Linked DNA regions of Homo sapiens: regions 1 and 3 are each linked to region 2. Evidence: chromatin contacts called from ENCODE Hi-C or POLR2A ChIA-PET data. All regions are on one chromosome and are shown on one strand. The core of a region is the stretch at or near the end of the contact, and the rest is flanking DNA. Distances in the headings are between cores, read along the strand shown. Region 1 overlaps ENPP6 (ectonucleotide pyrophosphatase/phosphodiesterase 6). Region 2 holds the start of LINC02427 (long intergenic non-protein coding RNA 2427). Region 3 has its middle 12 kb from the start of ENPP6.

What was found. Hi-C counts contacts between places; a loop is a spot of excess contacts on that map. ChIA-PET counts read pairs that join two places held with the same protein, here RNA polymerase II (POLR2A). Pooled maps may share reads with other maps.
Region 1: a map of IMR-90 shows a loop between it and region 2 (11-fold over the local background). The contact joins the enhancer-like site here to the promoter of LINC02427 in region 2. A Hi-C loop is called at or near these places in 3 of 168 maps with a recorded cell type or tissue (IMR-90, PC-9 and posterior cingulate gyrus), 3 of 37 single-sample maps with no recorded cell type and 15 of 50 pooled maps. POLR2A ChIA-PET finds 5 or more read pairs at or near these places in 1 of 52 experiments (OCI-LY7).
Region 3: a pooled map shows a loop between it and region 2 (3-fold over the local background). The contact joins the enhancer-like site here to the promoter of LINC02427 in region 2. A Hi-C loop is called at or near these places in 7 of 50 pooled maps. POLR2A ChIA-PET finds 5 or more read pairs at or near these places in 5 of 52 experiments (OCI-LY7, Panc1, T-cell and 2 more).

What each region holds. Positions count from the first base shown.
Region 1 is chr4:184,166,959-184,170,766 of GRCh38, forward strand. All of the region lies in intron 1 of ENPP6 (ectonucleotide pyrophosphatase/phosphodiesterase 6), which reads right to left. Among named protein-coding and RNA genes, the nearest start is that of ENPP6, 49 kb to the right of the region's middle. RefSeq lists enhancers at 454-1,225, 1,686-1,735, 1,876-1,925, 3,786-3,808. Within about 2 kb of position 1,598, at least 2 of the 41 ENCODE cell types and tissues checked have a DNase peak (open chromatin) inside an H3K27ac peak, as active enhancers do.
Region 2 is chr4:184,535,888-184,539,817 of GRCh38, forward strand. LINC02427 (long intergenic non-protein coding RNA 2427) reads right to left here and starts at 1,696. Exons shown (of 3, transcript NR_147158.1): 1 at 1,615-1,696. RefSeq lists enhancers at 1,427-1,636, 1,707-2,036.
Region 3 is chr4:184,227,919-184,231,469 of GRCh38, forward strand. No RefSeq gene overlaps it. Among named protein-coding and RNA genes, the nearest start is that of ENPP6, 12 kb to the left of the region's middle. Within about 2 kb of position 2,298, at least 3 of the 41 ENCODE cell types and tissues checked have a DNase peak (open chromatin) inside an H3K27ac peak, as active enhancers do.

The DNA of each region.
Region 1 (3,808 bases), core at 348-2,847, 370 kb before region 2:
CTCTTTCCGTGTCTTGACCCAGGACAGAAATTCTCCTCATGCCATGGGCAGAGACACTGCACTCATCCCGCAGCTGCCCCACCTGTGCCTGGGGCAGGGGTTGGGAGGTAAGGATAGGAAATTTAACTCAGTAAAAAAAAGCACATTTAGGATAGCTTTTCTTTCTTTATTTTTTGAGACAGAGTCTCACTCTGGTGCCCAGGCTGGAGTGCAGTGGTGCGATCTCGGCTCACTGCAACCTCCTTCTCCTGGGTTCAAGCTATTCTCCTGCCTCAGTCTCCCGAGTAGTTGAGATTACAGGCATCCACCACCATGCCCGGCTAATTTTTGTAGTTTTAGTAGAGACAGCTTTCACCATGTTGGCCAGGCTGGTCTCAAACTACTGACTTCAGGTGATCCGCCCCCCTTGGCCTCCCAAAGTGGGATCAAGCTTTTCAACTGGAGTAGAACTTAGAATGGCCAATGAGTGATGATTTCAAACAGAAGAGACTAGTTACCAGAATATTAGTGGATCAACTTTTAATGCCGGGAATTGATAGAGAATGATGGAACCCAGCTCTTAAGGAGTGTGAACTAATCAGGGACGTTACCAGCTCAATCAAGTACGAACCCATCAGTCAACCATCCCCCGCCCGCTTTTTTGGGGGGAAAGAAACAAGTGGAAGCAAGCTCATTTTTGCTAGCTTGGTTAGTTTTGTTTGTCATTGCTAGAATATGTGACGTAGGTATGATGCTGGCCTGCCCAAGTTCACGGCCTCGGGCCAGGTGCGCCCATAGAGAAGTGAGAGCAGCCTCTCAAGTCTCAGGAGTTAACTTCACAGCAGCCGCAGCTGGTTTGTCCTGATCAATGATCACCGGTGATCTGCATATCAACAGATGGTGCTGGGAGCAGACACTGGGTCTCATTCAGTGATTCACGTCTATAATCCTCCTTGGGTGCTCTTTGCATAAAAGCTGTTGACAGATAATCTGCTTTAGGGATCAAAGAGCAACTCAAGGGGGCTGCATCCTTCTGATAGTTTCCCAGTCCAAGCGGTAGACTCCACGGGAATAGGGGAGATTTTTGAGTTAAAAACAGAAGGAACAGGTAGGATGAGAACTGGCAGGAACTGAGGACCTGTGAAAACCATGTGGCCTAAGTGGAAGGAATTTTGGAGCCCAGCAAACCAGAGTTCAAATCCCATCCCAGCCACCTCACACGACTCATTCCACTTTATTGATCCTCAGTTTCCTCCTCTGAAAAATGGAGATAATCATACCTTTTTTCAGAGTTAAGTGGTTTCAGGTAGGGAAAGCTTTGGCACGATGTCTTCCGCACGATGTCTGGCGCGGAAAAGGCCAATCCTATCAAATGGGCCTTTTAAAAGGCCACTTTTAAAAATGGCACTTTGAAAAATCCTCTTCTAGGGAGGGATGGGGCCGGACAGTCCATTTCTTACTTGATATCTACAGACCATTTGCAGAGGAAAAGTCTCAAATCCCCTTGACGAAAAGAAAAGCAGCACCACGTTGCATCTGCCTTGCACAGGAAGCTGGAAGCTTTGCACGGGGGTGAAAGTTACAGGCAGACACTGCCCGCGGGGCTCCGGACAGCAAGGAGCGAGCCCTCTGAGCCTGGCCACGCTGGCCCGCCACTGCCCTCTGCTGGCGGCTGCGGTCTTCACCACCGCCCGCAGCCGTCCCCGTAGTCCGCCGAGAGGCGCCAGGCTGGGCCAGCCTTGAATTCTGGGTTTGCTTCTCCCGGTTTGAAGGCCACCCCCAGGATTCGCAGGAATCTGACAGCTGCTTGTGACTGTGCTGAAGATGCCGAGAATGTAGGCAGAGCCCGGGCAGGGCCGGCGGGCAGGCGGCCACGCGCTGCAGCAAACGCGAGCCTCGGGGCCTTGAACCTGGAGCCGGGGCCTTGCCTGGGCTGTCCTGGCTGGGAGTCTCGTGCTGTGCCCCCCGCTTCCTCATTCCCCCACCCCACCCTCCTAACCCTTGTTGTGTTTCATTTTCCCTTTTAGGATATGTGCTTCTTATTTGGGATTTTATTATTCTTGACCCCAGCCCTTTCTTTCCCTCCTTCTCTTAGTTCCTCTTTTGGTTGAGTTTATGATTTTTTTAAACCACAATTTGTAATGGTCACTGCAGTGGACGTTTAACTTTGAACACCCCTTTGTTCCTCCAAAGGCGAAATTCCTCCTGCGCCCTGCATGGCCCATTCAGGAGCGTCTGTGACCCAACCTCTCTGGCTCTGGGGAGAGGGCAAAGTGTGGCATCCAGCCCTAGCCAGGCCAGCGAGGAGCCGCATTCCTGCCACAGTGACCGTGGCTCCAGGATCCAGGCTGGGCGGGAGGATTCTTCATGCTGGAGGAATCCATTCCTCTCGGTGGCCGAGCTGGGAAGAAATGTCCCCATGTGAAGACATGGCCCCAGGAAGAGACGCTGGGGCTACAGCCAGGGCCGCGGGGAGGGCAGCAGGGGAGGGTGAGTTCTGCTCTCCTGGCTCCTGCCTCACCCCTGCTTCTTTTTGCAGGAGCCAGCAGCCCTCTCTCTGCCTGGAGCAGCAGGCCTGGGATTTCTGTCACTTGCTTCCTTTGCCTGTCCCTGGCTCCTCTCTCTGCCGTCATCACGTTTCTGGCCACCTTGCCCTCCTCCTCTGAGCTCACAGCTCCTGGGCAGGGTCCTGGCTGTGGAGGGCACCAGTTGAGAGCCACTATAGATGAAGGCTCTAGGCCGCAGTTGAGGCTTCTGAGTACTGGGCCTTAGCTGCCTGACTTTGCCCCTTTCTCCAAGGCCAATCACCGGTGGCAAATCTCACAAGCGACTTTGTGTTAAAAGTGATGACTACCTACGTTTACCTCTCACGAAGAGCTTACATTTAGTTTAAAAATTATCTATGATGAAAATATTCGAATGCACAAAACAGTGTGATAACACGGGACAGTGCTCCGCCCTGGTTTCCTGTGTCTTCCTCCCCACACTGGAATATTTTTAAAGCAAATACCAGACATCCCATCTGAAGTCATAAATACTTCTGTGCCTGTCTCTAGTACTGAGGTACTTTTAAAAAAACATACTCTTGTTATCACACCCAACAAAATGAATATAACTATTTAATATCATTCAATACCCAGTCCATATTGAGTTTTCCATAATTATCTTTAAAATGCCTCTGTGAAATTCGTTTATTTGAATCAGCATTCAGGCCGGGAAAGGTGGCTCACGCCTGTAATCCCAGCACTTTGGGAGGCCAAGGCTGGCAGATCTCTGGAGCCCAGGAGTTTGAGACCATACTGGGCAACATGGTGAAACCCTGTCTCTACAAGAAATACAAAAATTAGCTGTGTGTGGTGGTGTGCACCTGTAGTACTAGCTGCTCAGGAGGCTGAGGCAGGAGAATCACTTGAGCCAGGGAGTTGAAGGTTGTGGTGAGCCGAGATTGCACCACTGCACTCCAGCCTGAGTGACAGAGTGAGACTCTGTCTCAAAAAAGAAAAGAAGGAAAAAAAAAAAAAGAATCAGCATTCAAACAAAACCCATGCATTTTATTTATGTTTCTTGAGTGTCTTTTAACTGATAATGGTTCGCCTCCATTTTATTAATTCTTGTCTATTTATTTATGGAGGGAACTGGGTCATCTGTCTGAAAACATCCCATATTCTGGATTAGGCTGATTGTATCCTCGTGGTGCCATTAGCATGTTCCTTAGTCTCCTGTATTTCTTGCAGACTCCTAGTTTGATCTACAGGTCTTAGATTCAGGTTCCATGTGTCTTAGGCAAGAATCCACTGCACGTGGTGCCATGTACTTGCTCTCGCGTCAC
Region 2 (3,930 bases), core at 446-2,945:
GACAACCTGTCCAAAGTTACACAGCTAAGGGGTAAAGGGAACTTAACACCCAAGTCTGTGCTCCTTCTTCACTAAATCTTCGACTTCTTAGATGTCAAACTCTGAAAATTTTCTCTTTTTTCCTATAATCTGCCATGCTTCTACCCTTTTCCTACTTCTCTCCTACTGAGGCTGTTCAGGAATATCTCATGATGAACTCCAGCTCTAAATTCATTTGAAAAAATATTTACTGAGTGCTCACATTAATGCTTCATTCGGTGATTTGCAAAGGTTTCTTAGGAGCCCACTGTGTGCTAGATGCTGTGCTGGGTGCTGAGGATTCATCGGTTCACAACATTGACAAAAATGCCCCGCCCACGTGGAGCTAACATTCCAGAGAAGGCAAAAAGACAATAAAGATAGAGATAAGAAATACAGGGATGGCTCAAAGATAATAAATGCTAAAGGAAAGCAGGCTAGGGGAACGGGAAGAGAGAATATTAGGGAAGATGTACACGTGTGTAGGACTGCAATTTTAAATGTTAGGAAAACATAATATTTGAGCAAAGACTTTCTGGGGTATGAGGGTTAGTTTTATGTGTCAACTTGGCTAGGCTATTATTAATTATTATTATTTAATTAAATTATTTAATCAAACACTAATCTAGCTGTTACTGTGAAGGTATTTTGTAGATGCGGTCTGCTTTGAACGGCATTTCTAGCGGCCCTGGCCTTGTATTACACTGGACACTCTACTGATTACCAACTCACTCACTTTTGGGAGACTGTGGGGTTTAGGAACTATGTTGACATACTTTATTTTGAACTGCCTTCACAAAAACTGACAAGCAGGGAGGACCGGTAATATCACCCTTATTTTACAGACAAGAAACTAAGACTCAAAGAGGGAGACTAACCTGTAAGAGATAACAGAATAAATAGCAGAGCTGGGTGTCAGGCCACCATCCTATCCTTCTTGACAATATACTGGAAAGGAATTTGCAATCACTTCTAACTGCTCACCTTCCAGCCACCATTCACTCTTCAACCATTTCAATCTGACACACCCCCTAACTCAGATGTTTTGCTTTTTTAGGGGGGTGAGGTGGGGACTGTAGTTTTCCATGAATTACATACATTAAGGGTGTCTGTCAGTCAAGCGGCGCCTTAAGGAGATGTCTCATTCCCCCAGGCTACTGTCTTCAGAACAAACACATTAACCAAAACCAGTGAAAAGAACATGATAAGAATCCCGGGCCCAAGGATTACAAAGTACACAGCTCAGAACAATCTCTAAAGGAAGCACGCAGGGTAAAATACCCAACAGCCTCCTCTACGTTCCTCTAAATTTCCCACTGAAATCCCTTAAAGAGAAAACATTCACCACTACAATAATATCCAAGATTGTCAGCCTATCCCACAGTCTGGGAGGGATTCCTACAACTCCAAGGACGATGTGACCAAGGACAACAGCCAGCAGGAACCACCTGTGCTGGGCCCCCGCAGCGAGGGGCAAACACCTCTCTCCCGGTTCAGAGAAGCAAGATCTGTGCCCAACAAAAAACTAGACAGCCGTCTCTCTCTGTGGTGCCTGCTGCTTTTTTGTGAAAGAAAAACATAAGCTGTTCCCAATACCTTCCCAAGCAGCCGACAAACGAGGGCTCTTCCGCCTTAAACTTTCCCCATACCGGGCGGAGCCCCAAGCCACAGGAAACCTCCAGCAGGAAGTCGGGCTGCCAGGGCGGTGGCGGGCGCGGTGCATCCTGGGAGTTGTAGTCCGTTCTCGGAGGCGCAGGCGCAGTGGTGAAGGCGGGGAGCTGGGGGCAGCACCGCAGAGGATTGTACTTTTTCCTGAATGATACAGTCCTCCTTCCACATCCTTGGGGAATTGGTTCCAGGACCTGTGCTGATACCAAATCCGGAATGCTCAAGTCCCTGATATAAAATGGCGTAATATTTGCATATCGCCTACGCACATCCTCCGTGTACTTTAAATCTTCTCTGGATTATTTCTAATACCTAATGCAATGTAAATAATTGTTATACTGTGTTGTTTAGGGAATAATGGTAAGGAAAAGTCTGTACGTGTTCAGTACAGATGCAATTTATTAAAGGATATTTTCGATTCCTGGTTGATTGAATCCATCGGTGGGGAACACTGTGGATACCGAGGGCCAAATGTATGAGGGTGTCGAAAAAAAGTCAGGGGGTGCCGTTAGGAGACCTCGTTTCACAGAGGGAGGGTGATCTGATGAATGTCGGCCGCACAGGAAGACTTGGCTTGGAAACGGGTGTCGGCCTCCGTCCAGTCTCAGATCTGAAATGGACTGAGATAGCCCCCAAGTGGACAGAGTGGGGTGAAGAATAACCCACACGATCTACAAACGGGACTGTGGAACTGTGACAAAACGTCGTAGAATCAAGGAAGGCGAGCCGACGCAGACTCAGAGAAAGAACAAACCTCAGAGTCATCTACCTTATAAATAGAACTTTTTAAAAAATTTTTGGCTTCTTCAAAAACTATCCCCCCAAAAAAAACAACAACAAAAAGCACCAACGCATATTATATATTAGGACTTGTAGGCAAATGAACGTATGGCACAGTCTGGACTCATATACATCAAAATGTTAAAATTAGTCTTCTTTGGATGAGAGTGTTGCATTTTATAAAACTTATGTGTATTTTCCTCATTGTTTACAAAGATGAAATAATTTTTTGGTTTGAAATAAGTATAAAGAAAAACACATAGAGCAATTTTTAAACACCTTGGTATCTACGACAAAGTTTTATCATATTTACTTCAGATCCTTCCTCTCTTCCTTCCTTCCTTCCTCCCTGTTTCTTTCTAGAAAAGAAAAGAAAACCAAAAAAATTATGGCCGTGCACGATTGCTCATACCTGTAATCCCAGCACTTTGGGAGGCCGAGCCGGGCGGATCACAAGGTCAAGAGTTCAAGACCATCCTGGCCAACATGGTGAAACCCCGTCTCTACTAAAAATACAAAAATTACCTGGGCGTGGTGGCACGCACCTGTAGTCCCAGCTACTCGGGAGAATAAGGCAGAAGAATCGCTTAAGCCTGAGAGGCAGAGGTTGCAGTGAGCTGAAACTGTGCCACTGCACACCAGCCTGGGTGACAGAGTGAGACTCTGTCTAAAAAAAAAAAAAAAAAAAAGAAAATTGAATTTGACTAATGACTAATGAAATGGGTTGTGTGGAAGACCTGGGTGACCAAATAAAATGCATAACTGTGCAAGTCAAATGCCTGCCACCCAATCTTCATTCTTGTGGAATTTTGAAGTTGGCCAGATAGCCAGTCTCAAAAAATCTCCATCCCCAAAAAACACACATGCAAAAAACAAAAACTTTACAAGTAGTGTCCCTTATGTAGCCCTTTGTCCTCTGCAGGGAAATGCATACATACATACATAGATTCTGCAGAGTATTTATGTATATGTCTCTGTGTTTTTGTTTTTTGAGACAGGGTCTCACTCTGTCTCTCAGAACTGGAGTGCAATAGCACTCATGGCTCATTGCAGCCTCAACCTCCCCGGGTTAAGGTGATCCTCCCATCTCAGTCTCCCTAATAGCTGGGACTACAGGCACACACCACCATGCCTGGCTAATTTTTTGTAGTTTTGTAGAGATGGGGTTTCACCATGTTGCCCAGGCTGGTCTCCAACTTCTGGGCTCAAGCAATCTGCCTGCCTCAGCTTCCCAAATTGATGGGATTACAGGCATGAGTCACCATGACCAGCTCAACAAATTTTTTAAATCAAAATCATATCAAGTATCTTATCAGACTACAATGGAGTCAAACTAGAAATCAATAAAAAGAGAAACTTCAGAAACTGTACAGATACAGGGAGCTCGAACAGCCTGCTTCAGAACAACCATTAAGAAAAAAATTCAAAAATTTCTTGAAAGAAATGAAAATATAAACAACATAC
Region 3 (3,551 bases), core at 1,048-3,547, 310 kb before region 2:
GGAGCCACGGGTCCTGGCCAGGTTTTCTCTTAAATGCATCCAAATCCAGTTCTAATGGACACAGCCAGTTTAGAGGCTTAATATCCAAAGGAGTGCTTCCTTGAAGGAATGAAATTGAACTGAAAGTTGAGACGGCCTCTGGCCATGTCTAGCCAATTATGTATCCAATCACCCGGCAGAAAAATGTGTGAGGGAGGAGGGTTATATGCTGGATAAGTTAACTGACTATTTAAAACAAGAATCAGGTTCATGTCGCTACTCTGATCAAAACCTTCCAGTAGCTCCCAGTTCCCCTCAGAGTGGAACCCTTAAGTCTCCTCAGTTTGGTGTATTGGGCCCCTTGCTATCTGGCTTCCTAGATTTGTTTCCTGTGGTTTCCGTAACAAATTACCACAAATAGAGTGTCTTAAAACAATAGAAAGTTATTCTCTCAGAGTTCTGGAGGCTAGAAGTCCAAAATCAAAGTGCTGGCAGGGTTGATTACTTCTGGAGGCTCTAAAGGTGAATCCCTTCCATGCCTCTCTCCTATCTCGTGGTGACTTCCAGCAATCCTTGGCACTCCTTGGCTCGTGGCCCCATTGCTCCAGTCTCTGCCTCCATCTTTGCCGTGCCTTCTCCTCTGTGTGTCGTGTTTCCTCTCTGTCTGTCTCAAATCTCCCTCTGCCCTTCTCTTCTTATAAGGACACTTGTCACTGGACTTTGCCTGCCAGATGATCTAAGATGATGTCTTTATCTCAAGATCTTTAAGTTCATTCCATCTGCAAAGACCCTTTTCTCAAAGAAGGTAACATTTACAGGTTCCAGGAATTAGGGTGTGGATATATCTTTTTGGAGGTGGGGCAGGAAACACCATTCAACTCAATGCATGTCACTCCCCTGCTCGAAGCCTTCCAATAACTTCACATTCTACTCAGGGTGGAAACCAGGGTGTTTCAGCTGGGCTTGGTGGCGCATGCCTGTAATCCCAGCTACTCGGGAGGCTGAGGCAGGAGAATCGCTTGAACCAAGGAGTCAGAGGTTGCAGTGAGCCAAGATTGCGCCACTGCACTCCAGCCTGGGCGACAGAGCGAGACTCCGTCTAAAAAAAAAAAGAAAAGAAAAAAAACCGAGTGTTCATTGTGGTCAACCAGCCCTATACTACCTTGCCTCCCATTACACTGACCTCCTTTCCTACTAATCTCAATCATGCGTGTGTCCCACTTGCAATAACCTCCTTGTTGACAGTAGCTCAAGCCAGATATTCTCTGCCTCTGGGCCTTTGCACTGGCTATTTCCTCTACCTGGGAATGCTCTTCCCCCCGCATCCACATAGCTCCCTCACTTTCTTCAAGTCCTTGTTTACATGTCATCTTCTCAATGAGGTCTAATCCCATCTAAAGTTGCAACCGCACATCCTGAAAAGCTTATAATGCTTTTTATGGTTTGTAATATTTAATAGGTTTATCACCTTTTAATACACTATATAGATGACTTCTTTATTATGGTTATTGTTTATGGTCTGTGTCCACTTACCTCTGGCTCTAATGTTAGCTCAGTGAGGGCAAAGATCTTTGTTTTATTCACTGTGTATTCCAAGAGCCTGGAACAAAATAAGGCTCCCTAAGCACTTGTTGAATAAATGAATCTGTTAAGTGGATCAGGGTCTCTGGTGCCCAGTGGAGAAAAGTAGTATGGTGGGGTGACCAACTTGTTCTGATCTGCCTAAGAGTTTCCTGGTAATAGCACTGAAAGTCCCATGTCCCAGGAAAGCCATCACTCCCGGGCACACTGGGATGGGGGATCACCTAGAATTTGGGGGGAAGTGGGGTGATTGTAAGGGCAGTCTGCTTGTTCTATCAATTGTTCTGTGAATTGCATGATAGATGGAGAACCAGTGGAGGACTAGTGAAACCCTCCCCTCAGTACTGAAGACAGCAAGCCACAAAGAACATTTTAAAAGCTTCCAGAGATAAAAAGCAGATAGTATACACAAGAACAAGAATTAAGCTAGCCTTAAAACTGTCATGAAAATTTGAGGGGTCTGATGAAAATGTTCTCAAGCCTTCAAGACCCCTTTACTCTCTTTGTCTCTCTCTCTCTCTCTCTCTCTCACACACACACACACACACACACACATACACACACACACAATGAACATTCTCTTGGAAGATGTATTCTTCAGAAGGGAAACAAATTCACGAGTTGCTTCAAGTACGTATGATCAAAGGAAGAAAGGAGGAAAAGAGAGTCCCTAACAACCCAGTCTATGATCTCTGGATCGCACGGGGCAGCCTCTCTGTGGTGGCTTCAACCCTGTGGGACTCTTGCTTGGCTGGAAGCCAAGCCTCCAGCACCGTGGCTAGGACCAGGGAGCTACGCAATAACTCCGCTTCCGTAACCACTGTTTCCTGGGGGCAGGAACTTAGAGAGTCTCAGACTGCTGAATGCTTCTTCCTGTAACTAAGACCTGGAGCACAATTCGGGGAAGGAACGGGTGAGGTCCCCAGAAGATGCTGGGTTTGGGCACGAAACCGCAGAGCCCCTCTCTCCCTGCCAGCCCCCGGCCAGCCAGAAAGCCCAGAAAGCAGCACTGGATCTGAGAGATGTGGGCCCGTTGTCAGCTTCCACCTTCTCTCCCTGGACTCTACCCGCCCAGATACTGGAGGGACTACATAGGCCCATTCATTGCAAAGAATGTCCCCTAGTCCTTCTCAGAGAGGGCAATGTGGGGCCATTTCACTGCAGCTCCTGGATGAGGAGACAGACCGCACTGCTCGGCACAGCAAATCACTAAACCCTGCCCTTAGCCCCCAGGAGGAGGTGAGGTTTCCAGATACACAAATGCTCAGCCCTCCTGCCTTCCATCCTGTGGGTCCCAAACCTGGGCATTTGTGAGAGAAAATAATTCCACCTCCGAGTATAAATTGCTTTTAAAAAACAAAAGTCCCAGCTGGGCATGGTGGCTCATGCCTGTAATCCCAGCACTTTGGGAGGCCAAGGCGGGTGGATCACCTGAGGTCAGGAGTTTGAGACCAGCCTGGTCAAGATGGTGAAACCTGGTTTCTACTAAAAAGAAAAAAATTAGCTGGATGTGGTGGCACGCACCTGTAGTCCCAGCTACTGGGGAGGCTGAGGCTGGAGAACCGCTTGAACCCAGGAGGCAGAGGTTGCAGTGAGCCGAGATCATGCCACTGCATTCCAGCCTGGGTGACAGAGCAAGACTCCATCTTAAGAAAAAAAAAAAAAGGAAGTCTTTTTTATTCTAAGCATTGTTTCCAATATGCAAAAATAAGGAAATCTTTCCATTAGGGAAATCTTTCCATTAGAGAAATCATGTATATAGTTTTCAAAGCTCTTTCATTTTTTTTGAACCTCAATACAAATAGGTAGGGCCATTCTCACTTTTCTCTGTTTATAGATGAAAACATTGATATCTAGAATTAAATGTGCTTGCATTTATGCACTGTTATTTCCTTAAAATAGTGTCACAAAAATTATAATAAAATCACTGTATAAGCAAATTTTGAATTCAAATACCCCAGAAAAAATAAAACACTACATAATTCCAAAGC